Linked DNA regions of Homo sapiens: region 1 is linked to region 2. Evidence: read pairs that join two places in POLR2A ChIA-PET (ENCODE). Cell type or tissue: OCI-LY7. All regions are shown on one strand. Links, peaks and the distances in the headings refer to the core of each region. The heading gives the core; the rest is flanking DNA. Region 1 overlaps SHOC2 (SHOC2 leucine rich repeat scaffold protein). Region 2 overlaps MXI1 (MAX interactor 1, dimerization protein).

The links. ChIA-PET counts read pairs that join two places held together with the same protein. Peaks named below come from ENCODE experiments on the same cell type or tissue, not always from the same donor. Only the 100,000 strongest peaks of a DNase experiment are listed, where the experiment ranks them.
Region 1: POLR2A ChIA-PET joins it to region 2 with 5 read pairs; 3 of 35 experiments call an interaction of 5 or more read pairs at or near these places.

Annotation. Positions count from the first base shown.
Region 1 is chr10:110,953,787-110,959,165 of GRCh38, reverse strand. All of the region lies in intron 1 of SHOC2 (SHOC2 leucine rich repeat scaffold protein), which reads right to left. Among named protein-coding and RNA genes, the nearest start is that of MIR548E, 32 kb to the left of the region's middle. In OCI-LY7, for the core only: no CTCF peak of the experiment used is centred there; no DNase peak of the experiment used is centred there.
Region 2 is chr10:110,211,727-110,217,105 of GRCh38, reverse strand. The region is part of intron 1 of MXI1 (MAX interactor 1, dimerization protein); the gene reads right to left. LOC105378480 (a long non-coding RNA gene) reads left to right here. Exons shown (of 2, transcript XR_946315.4): 2 at 1-4,238. Among named protein-coding and RNA genes, the nearest start is that of MXI1, 6.8 kb to the right of the region's middle. RefSeq lists a silencer at 2,462-2,511. In OCI-LY7, for the core only: no CTCF peak of the experiment used is centred there; DNase peaks (open chromatin) are centred at 2,535 and 4,755; H3K4me3 peaks cover 1,900 bases; H3K27ac peaks cover 826 bases.

The sequences.
Region 1 (5,379 bases), core at 211-5,210, 740 kb before region 2:
TGCTCTTCATTGCTTTCTGGTATTGTGCCTGAACACTTAAATACTGAAACATAAAATGTATAATAAATTCTTCATTTTTTTCTAATATCATTGTGCCTAAGCATTTACATAACATATAAAATGTACAATATTTTTCTTATATATCTCCTTTAAGAAATTACATAGATTTTTAAAAATAATGTAGGTTACTATCATTTTAAGAGTAAGGAAGTGTTACAGAATGTTGCATAAATGGGATATTAGGTCTGATGTACTTGAGAACAATTGGTTTAAACTACAAAGGTACTAGGAAAATATAGGAATAATTCTAGAAACAGAAAGCAGTTGGGGATGAACAGGAGTAGGGAGAAGGAAGGGATTCAGGGTAATGTCTGAGTAGCCGGCTTAAATCAGGTGGAGGCAGCATGATTATTCAAGACAGGGAACAAAAAAAAAAAGAAAATTAGTAAAATTTTGAACAAATTTATACTTAGATTCTAGTCTAGTCCACACTTGAAAATGTGATTTTAGAATAAAGGAGGGAGGTCTGGGCTAGAAATAAAGATACAGCTTTGGTGTCAACAGCAAAGGTTTCAGATGAGACTATCCACAAAACGCATGTAGAAGATGATACTGGTACTCTGGGGAAGATAAATATTTAGAAATGGATGGATGGGCCAAGTGCAGTGGCTCACGCCTGTAATCCTAGCATCTTGGGAGGCTGAGGCAGACGGATCAGGAGGTCAGGAGATTGAGACCATCCTGGCCAACATGGTGAAACCCCGTCTCTATTAAAAATACAAAAATTAGCTGGGCGTGGTGGTGCACACCTGTAGTCCCAGCTACTCAGGAGGCTGAGGCAGAAGAATCGCTTGAACTGGGAGACAGAGGTTGCAGTGAGCCAAGATCGCACCACTGCACTCCAGCCTGGCAACAGAGCAAGACTCCGTCTTAAAAAAAAAAAAAGAAAGAAAGAAATGGATGGAAGACAAAGGCCTCAAAGAGAAACAGAGGTACACATAAACTAGGAAAGGGTATTGTCAAAGCAGCAGCCAGTTCATCTATTTAAATTTTAGAAGGAAGGAGTAGTCAAAAATATGTAGCATACTGGCAGAAAACTTAGCCTTAGAGAAGACGGATCTTTTTTCCTTTCAATTAAAAAATGAGAATGGATTCAGCTACAGACAAGTTTGTTTGAAGGGAGGAGGAATAAGAGAGTTAAGTGGGATTATCATCTCCAGTTACATACAGAATCATATTTGTTTGGTGAAACAGAAGCAAATTAATCTGTTGAGAACATGAAAGGCAAAGTTTGCTAAGGGGTTGATGAAAGAAGTAAAAGGAATGTATGAGGACATAGACCAGAGATAAATAAAATTGCTGAGTCTGATAAATTTTGATATCATTAATTTGTCGTGGCATCAATCTCCAAAACTGTACTTGGCAATCTAAATTGTATTCCTAAATTAATTTAAAGTTGAGGGGATTCACAGGGCAAGTGTGGCAGAAAAATAAGGGACCAGACAGTACAGTTTGGGCTGGTAAGGAGAAAAAAGTGAACCTAATAAGCCATTAGTTTCTTAGATAATTAGAGGAAAAGGGAGTGATCAAGAAACTGGAAGAGTGAGTTGGAAATTGTGGGCTGGGGGGGGGGTATCTTCATGATTAAGAATCTGATGTTCTTCCTGCAGGAGAATTTACATTTATCCACAAACATATACATGCGGCATTATACACACCAGGTAAAAAACTATGTTAAGTCAAAGAGTCGGTATAACAGACGAGCATTAAAAAGCTAAAAAGATAGTAAATTATGGCAAAACAAAGCAATAAGCTTTCAATCACAACAGTCCTAAGACTTTGAGAAGTAAAGAAATGAGCTGATTTACTCAAGCACATATTGGAGTCACTGAGTTGCTGAAACTAGAATACAGAGCTACTGATATTCAGGGCACTATTCTAACCAATCTTGCTGACTACAATAACATATTTTATCTTGATGAACCATTTAAATGGTATGAAAGCATGGAACAATACTACAACCAAAGGTACCCATTTATGAATATTGCTATTTCCAAACTTAAATACAAAGATCAGCAAATTACAGGAAGAAAATATCTATTAAGTTAATGTTGCCTTAGGGCAAATGCCCAATAAAGAGCTTGTTTTCTTGATCTCTGAACAAAGCTCCAGGTTCACCAGAAAAGGTACCCTGATGTCTAATTCTGCAGGTCAGCTAGAACCTTTTCTTTCAATTAAAGAGGCTACAAATATAGCTAACTTTCTTACAAGAAGAAGCTACTTACGAGATATTTCACTGGCAATATATTAAAAGGAACATTAAACGGAATACTTTGTTATTTAAAAAAAAAAAGGATTTTTCCTAGGGCCCAATCATTTATTTTTTCTTTTATTTCTCATAAACATGAAAAACACAATGATTATATAAGGTAACAGAGGCAGACAATCTAAACCCAAGCAGATCAAGATAAATGTAAGATTTAAAACATTCATTTTATACAAGACTATCATTTTTTAACATGTAAGAAGAGTTTTCAAACTGGAAAAGTCTTAAACTTTTTATTCCACAATTTCAACATATTTTAGGACAAGGAGCACTGCTGTGAAAAACAAAGGTTTTTTAAAAAGCAGCAAAGTATCACAGGACATTAGGCAAAGCAGCAGAATTGCAAGCAGCTATATCCAAAGAAGCAGAGTGGTCTTAAGGTATGAAATGTAGTCAGGAGTTTGAGACCAGCTTGGCCAACATGGTGAAACCCAGTCTCTACTAATAATACCAAAAAAAATTACCCAGGTGTGCTGGCGCGCACCTGTAATCCCAGCTACTTGGGAGACTGAGCAGGAGAATCACTTGAACCCGGGAGGCGGAGGTTGCAGTGAGCCGAGACTCCAGCCACTCCAGGCAGAGTGCAGTGAGCGCCATTGCACTCCAGCCTGGGTGACAAGAGCGAAACTCCGTCTCAAAAAAAAAAAGACATGAAATGTAAAAAACCTGTTGGATCCACAGGAGTCATTTCAGGCAATTAGGCACATGCAGATACCAGAGGAAGCTATTACAGGTGACTCTGCAAAGTCTATAATTCTCTACATATGTTGGTGCATGTGCTACCCATACATAGCCATATATTTGGGTTGTGTGACCCATGTAATTAAAAAGCATATATTTAATAAGTTTCCATCACTTACAACTCTGTCATATCTTCCAATTTTGATGACAATGACCTTTAAATTATCTAAAATTATTTTATTTGCTTAATTGTTCCTTATGTCTTTATACCCTTCCTTCCTCCTAACTCTTCAACGAGAACAGGAACTTTGTTCAGTGTTGAATGAACATTGTAATATCAGAAAATAAAACATGTAATTAAGTCTCATATTTCAATTTCTACTCTAGGACAATGTACTTTAGTAAAAAAGAAATTATAATATTTTGGTTGAAACAAAAATTATAGAAAACAGAGCAATGACACAAAGTCACATTATGTATTTCTTGGTTAAAAGATTCTATTTTCCCCCTGAAGTTCCCTTTCACACTACAGGTTAACAGATGTCCCACACGTGATACCGCAAGTATGAATTTATTAAGTCAGCAGTTAATGAGTCTACACAAAACTCTGCATACAGAGACCTCAATAAATGTCTTTTAAACTGAACTGAGATAATCAATAGATTTCCCCCCCAATCTCACTAAAAACCTACCTCATTTGCATCAAACTTGATTTCCTTCCAAAATCAGATCTTTATCCCAAACTGCTCCATTTCAGTAAAAGACAACATTCAGTTAAGCAAGAAACTTAAGAAACTTAAGAGTTATTCCTATTCCTCCTTCCTTAATTTCCCATATCCAAACCTTTGGCAAACATGGTGGACTTTAGTCAAAATGAATCACAAATCGTCTACTCTCCACATTCATTGCCTTCACCGTACTCCAAGCTCTCATCGTCTCTCTCTTGAACTACCTTGTCTCCTACCTTGGCCTGCTGATTCCCACATACTTTAAATCCATTCTCCAAAAAGTGAACAAAGCACTTTTTATCCAAATAGTTCATATTACTCTCCTGCTCAAATTCTCTAACCGCCGTATGCAGCACAAAATGTTACAGAGGACTAGAAATGGCTAATTTTTCAAATATTAGGTAAAGAAAAGACATCTTAGAGTTGCCCCATTAAATCTCAAAATTAACATATTTTAGGAAAAGGTTTCCCTGCCTGTCTCTTCAACCTTACCTCTTACCAATCTCTCACTGGCTTACTATTCCCCAGTCACACTGCTCTTACTGTTCCTTGAAAACATCAATTTCTTTCCTACCTCAAGCCCTTGTCTGTGTTTCCTCTGCCTGGAATGTTCTTCCTCAGTCTTCACATGGCTGACTCTTTATAATATTTAGGACTCACCTCAAGCTTCACCCCTTAAATAAAGCCTTCTCTGACCATCTATCCTGTTTTATTTTCTTCATAACATTTATTAGTATATGAAATTACTTTACTCTTTTATGTTTATTTGCTTATGATACATCCCATTTCCCTGCAAGAATGTAAGCTCTGTAAGACTTCCTTCCATAAGATAAGGGACCTTGTCTGTCTTGTTCACAAATATACTGTTAGCATCTTTATCAGTTCCTGTTTTATAGTAGTTAAGACCCATATTAAAATAACAAAACATTTAAACTTTAATTTCAAAGGCACTTTTAATTTCAAAGTGACTTGAGAATCTGCTGCAAAGAAGCTAGCTGATACTACCCCTTTATTTTGATGCTAACATAAACATTTATCATATAACTAGGTAGTGAATGAGATGATTCTAGATGACCAAGTCTTCTGATTCCATAGTCAATATACTCCTGCCACCCTAACCAAGCTGCCTCTCTCATGTTAAAAAATGTATAATCAGAAAATAAAACATGTAATTAATTCAAATATTTCAATTTCTATTCTAGGACAATATCTTTTAGTAAAAAAGAAATTAAATTTGTAATATTTAATATTAATATAAGTAAATATTTTAACAGTATATACTGTGAACACTAAATTGGAATATAAACATTAATAAATTATACACAAAAACAATGGACTTATTTTTCCTTAAAAAGAGGCAAACAGTAGCTTTTCCTGAATACAAATTATTTAGAATAAAAATGTAATTTTTCAACAAATTTTTGGTCAACAAAAACTAAATCAGTGCTTATAGACAACCCAAATTAGAAAATAAAATAAACCAAGATAGATGACTTCACTTAGGTTAAATATATTAAAAAGTAATAATTATATATAATTAAAAATTTTCCTTTTTATACTATAGAAGAGGTATCACCAGATATCCATTTTTAAAGTATATTTCCTTTTCTATTCCCCCCAATCCACCAAATATGTGGCATAAGA
Region 2 (5,379 bases), core at 163-5,162:
CCCTATCTGTAAAGAACTGCGAGTGGAATGTATTTACTTACAAGGTTGCTTACACAGTTTCCTAAGCTCAGGCAGTGAAAGAAAAAAAAAACATCTGTAGAAATTACAAGGACAAACACAAAAACACAAAGGATTGTAGGCCGGGCACGGTGGCTCATGCCTGTAATCCCAGCACTTTTGGAGGCCGAGGTGGGTCGATGGCTTGAGCCCAGGAGTTCGAGACCAGCCTCGACAATATAGCAAAACCTTGTATCTACAGAAAATACAAAAAATCAGTGGGGCAAGGTGGCACACACCTATAGTCCCAGCTACTCGGGAGGCTGAGGCAGGAGGATCACTTGAGCCCAGGAGGTAGAGGTTGCAGTGAGCTGAGATTGTGCCACTGTACTAGCCTGGGTAACAGAGCAAGACCCTGTCTCCAAAAAAAAAAAAAAAAAAAACATTAAACACAGATAGGGGAGACAGGGAGGGAAAGAACTACTCCTTTTGGAAGCCCAGGCTAAATTTTTATTCTGTCTATAATGATAGCTAGAACCAAAGACAAAAATACTCAAGTCAAATGCCATCCTGCATTGTTGGGGTTCACTTTAAGACAAGTGAAGTTCTAAAACCTGGCAGTGGAACAGTACACTCCATGAAGACAGGAACTCTACCTCTAAAACCTGGCACTGGAATAATACACTCCATGAGGGCAAGGACTCTACCTCCAAGACCTAGCACAGTGCCTCCCATTAAGCAAGTATGTACTCCTTATGTACTGGTTTAATTAATGAATGAATAAACACAAATTTAGGGAGAATGGCTCACAACATAATTCCACATCTTACCAAAATAGTTGCCACAAGGGCTTTTCAAGAGAGTTTCTCTAAATTTTTTTGAAAAAGGATTCTGTTTACATATATTCCCTGGAGCGTACTGCTCAAACCAAGGGTCACCTGAACTTTCAAAACATTTCATAAGCAAGGGGCCCAGCACACTTCTGCCAAGATGAGGAAGCAAAGAAGGAGCCTCCTGCTCAGCATGATGATGGCAAATGCCCATTATTTTTGACCACAAAGATCAAGTCAGCTGTTGACAGCTTTAACACCTCTAGCCAGGCCACTCGGGTACAATGACATCAGAGACAATTGCTTCCTTTAAGTTAGAAGAGCCAGAGAGCAGGTGTCTGTCCTTGGGACAGGGAATTGAAGCCTCTCCCGTTCCCTTCCATCCTCCCTCCCTCTCTTTTTTTTCTCTCTCCCCACTGTGAGCCTAGAGCTCCACCTCCAGAAGGATCCTCCAAGACTTGAATTCCTCCTCCTCAGTCAAGGCTTGGGATAGCCACCTCATCACTGCCACCACCTTCTAGCTCCTCCCTCCTCCCAGCCCCCAAATGTAAAAGATAGTATTTTTCTAAGTATGGCAAATTGAAATTAGCTTCATTTTGAAAGACTATTGAGAATGTTGCAATGACCTTTGCAATAACCGGACACACCCTGGGATCAGTAAACCAGGTTTGAAAATTGCTGACTTTATGAGCACTGGACCTGTGAAACAAATGCCCAGGTTGGGACTCTACCTGGAACCCATTCTCGTATCAGGTAGGAGGGAACACAGCCCAGAAGGACCTGGTTCTGCCTCTGCTGTGTCATCTTGGGCAAGCCAGTGTCCCTCTCTGGGTCTCAGACTCCATGACTGTACAGATGATGGATGCTCTGTGACCTCTGGGGCTCCTTCTGGCCCTGATGCTCTGTGCTAATACCTGCCTCCTTTAAAAACAAAACCTGGACCCAGTGTGGTGGCTCACGCCTGTAATCCTAGCACTTTGGGAGGTCAAGGTGGGCAGATCACAAGGTCAGGAGTTCAAGACCAGCCTAGCCAGCATGGTGAAAACCTGTCTCTACTAAAAATACAAAAATTAGCCAGGCGTGGTGGCAACCACCTGTAGTCCCAGCTACTTGGGAGGCTGAGGCAGGAGAATCACTTGAACCCAGGAGGTGGAGGTTGCAGTGAGCTGAGATTGTGCCAATGCACTCCAGCCTGGGCAACAGAGTGAGACTCCATCTCAAAAAAAAAAAAAAAACAAAAAAAAAAACTGAAGTGGAGCAGAAAGAAAAATGGGAAGGGAGAAGAATGGTTCAGGAGGCCATATTACTATAAAGCTCCCCCATTTCTGCCTGCTGAAAATTGCTTTCCTCATTCTGCAGGAAGACTCCCATTTCTTGCTGGGTTGTTACTTTTTTATTTCTTTTTCTTTCTCTCCTTTAAAAAAAAAAAAAAAAACTCAAAAGCCACAAAACCACAATTCATCTCCCCAAAACAGGACATTTGGAAGCCAGAGCTGTCGGGGGTTAGGTGTGTCAGGCCTGACATACTGGTGGTATCTAAGTGAAGACCAAGCCAGGGCAAGCATGTGCTTCTCCTCCAGAAACCCAGTTTAAATCAATATTTATCCAACTGTATTTATAGAAAGTGGTGGTGGTAGGGAGGAGGGGGTGGGGTAGGGAGGCAGGGGGATCTAAAACAGAACAAGCCACAATGACTGATGCAAATCTTTGTGGCCAATTCGCTTCTGCAGGGCTGGGTTTTTTTTTCAAAAGGCAAAAGACCCGGCTTTTGATGAACCTGCTGTTGGCCCCAGTACCATAGCAACAGCCCCAAGTCCTCTAATATGCCCAGAGGACAGACTTGGGAAAGGCAGCAGGAGGGGGGTGGTGTTTCCTAGGAGCCCTAAACTTGAGTTAAGGCCAGGAGAGTTGAACAACTCTGAAAGACAAAAAAAGAAAAAAAGCCTCTCTGGTTGGCTCTTCTGACTCCAGCCTCACTTCGAAACCTTTTCTAAGCAAGGTGTGTGCAGGAAGACCTTGGACAATAAACAAGGTGTTTCAAATACCAGCTCTGCTTCAGGTTCCTGGGTGACCTTGAGTAAGTCATTTCACTTCTCTGGACTTCATTCCTTGGCTGTGAAATGAGTACATGTGTATATGGTTAAGAGCACAGGCTCTGGAATCAGAGGCCTAAGTTCAAAACTCAGCTCCGCGACTTACTAGCTATATATCCTTTGGGCAAATTACCTGGCATCCCTGCTCCTCAGTTCCCTCCTCCGTAAAAGAGGGTAATAAAATTGCATCCATCAGAAGGTTGTTGTGAAGATCAGGGGAGATAATGAATGCATAGCCCCATACTTGGAATATAGTCAGTGTTCAATAAATTGTAGCCATTATTGATATTATGCCATACAATTAGTTGCTGCTGCTGCACGCCAGCACCCTCTTCATTTTCCTCAGTTTCACCTCTAGACTTTTGCCCAGGCATCTCCAGATGAATCCCCATTTCTGGATGTGTCAGTGGGAGACTGTTTCCATCAGAGATGAGAGATGGATGAGCAGCTACTGTTTTGCCTTGGTAGCTAATGGAGCCTCCTTTTTGCTCCCAAACCAGGAATGGCTCAATTCAACTTCTCTAACTTCCAAGGCCCTGTCCCCTTTCCCTGGATCTCCTTTCCAGGACACACAGTCCTTGGGAGCTCCGTGATTCTGAAAGCCGTAACAATATCCTCAAAAAAGCCTTCTTCTGGTATTTACCAGTCAGCAGAGATCATATTTAAAACTGGAAAAAATAAGTTGAATCTGGGGAACATAATTTGGGATGCAGAGGAAATAGGGCCTGATTTAAGAATGCTCTTCACATAACTCCACTAAAGACAAATACCCTACTCCACCCCCACCATACTTCAACCTACAGAGTTTTCAGAAAGAAGCATCTGCACATAGTAGACATTCAATGTACATTTGAAGAATGTATGAATTCATAAGATTGCTGCCATGCAAAAACGTGACCAGCTTGAACATTAGTTGCCATCAAAGCCCTCGATTTCAGCAGAAGTCACTCTAGTCTCCTTCTTTCTTATTTGTTTCTCAGGGTCACAGCTGTTCACAGGATGCAGTCTCAGCTCTTCAGGTCTGAACTATCATCTTCTTGCAGGGATTGGTCTCACCACCCAAGGGAGTTGGAGATCAGTATTTCTGACTCGTCTCCAAATCTTCGGAAAGGCTGTCACGTGTCCCCTGGCCTCCAAACCTGATCCTCGTGCCATAGCTAGCAGTAAATGACAAATCTAACCAATCAAAACATTTATATTAAGGATCTACTACTGTATGCCCAGTGGTGTGCTATATGCAATGGGTAACATGCATTGAATACTGTAAGTGATCTTTTCTCTTAAGTTACTAATAAACTCCTTGTAAAGGTAAAGCTAACACACAGGAAGCAAGTAGAGAAGTGCATGGTACTGATTATCAAAGCTCAGAGAAGTTGCTATTTATTGAGCACCTATTATATCTCAGGTACGTTAAATATTTAAGTGCAGTGCCTCATTGAGTTGTTTGACAATGATATGAGGGTCATACTATTGTTATCCCCATTTTGCAAAAAGGAAATGGAACCTCAGGCTAAGTAAGTTGTGTCCAAAGTCACAAAGCCAGTAAGCAGTAGAGTAGCAAGCTGGGCCCTGCTCCATGTGACTGCAAAGGTTTCATTCTCTCAAGTACAATGACTTAACAAATAGAGCCAAATGGGCTGAAATAGCTAGGGGAAGCTTCCTGGAGGAGGTGGAAACTGATCTAAGTCTTGAAGAGAAGGTAGGATACAGATATCCCTAGGGGAGTAAGAGAATGAAAGCATTCTAGACAGTGGAAGAGTCTAAGTCGAGCACAGAGGTTCGACTGTGAAGCCTGCTTGCTGGTGGATCTGCTGTACAGACACAGAGGTTTCAGGGCAAGGAAGAGGAGATTAAGTCAGAAGGCAGGGTGGGGCCAAATGACACCACACAACAGCAGCTTCCTCTACCAGGAGGAACAGGCTGTTTCTTGGGCTGTCCGTGCCCCTAGGAAAGCACCCCACCCTCAAACCCAGGTGATCCACTCCAAGGAGCCTTATGGCTTTCTACTCTCATCTGATCGTCCTTCCCTATCTTAAGTGTTGCCTCCAAAGCAACCTCCTCCAGACACTAGGAAGCCCATTTCTCTCCTCCAGACCTTACCTGCTCTCACAGCTTGTTTCACTTACCTGCCAGTCGGCTCTTATGCACATAACATCCCTTTATGGATCTGTTCTTCTCTTTTAGTTTTAACCTTTTCCAAGATCTTTTTCTACTTATTAGTCAGTCCTTAATTCCCACCCTTCCACTGGACTCAAAATGCATATAGGTGATGATGTCAGAGATTATTTACATATAATTTCTGAATTTGTGGTAATAGGATCACAGCCTTCATGATTAATATTTCTGGAGGCCTTCAATTTGTGATCCGTAGAGATTCACATCAGTTGGAGTTTTGGGAGAATGTACCTGCCTTTCCTAGGGAATCCCCCCTGCCTTGCACACAGCAGACAGTCAACAAT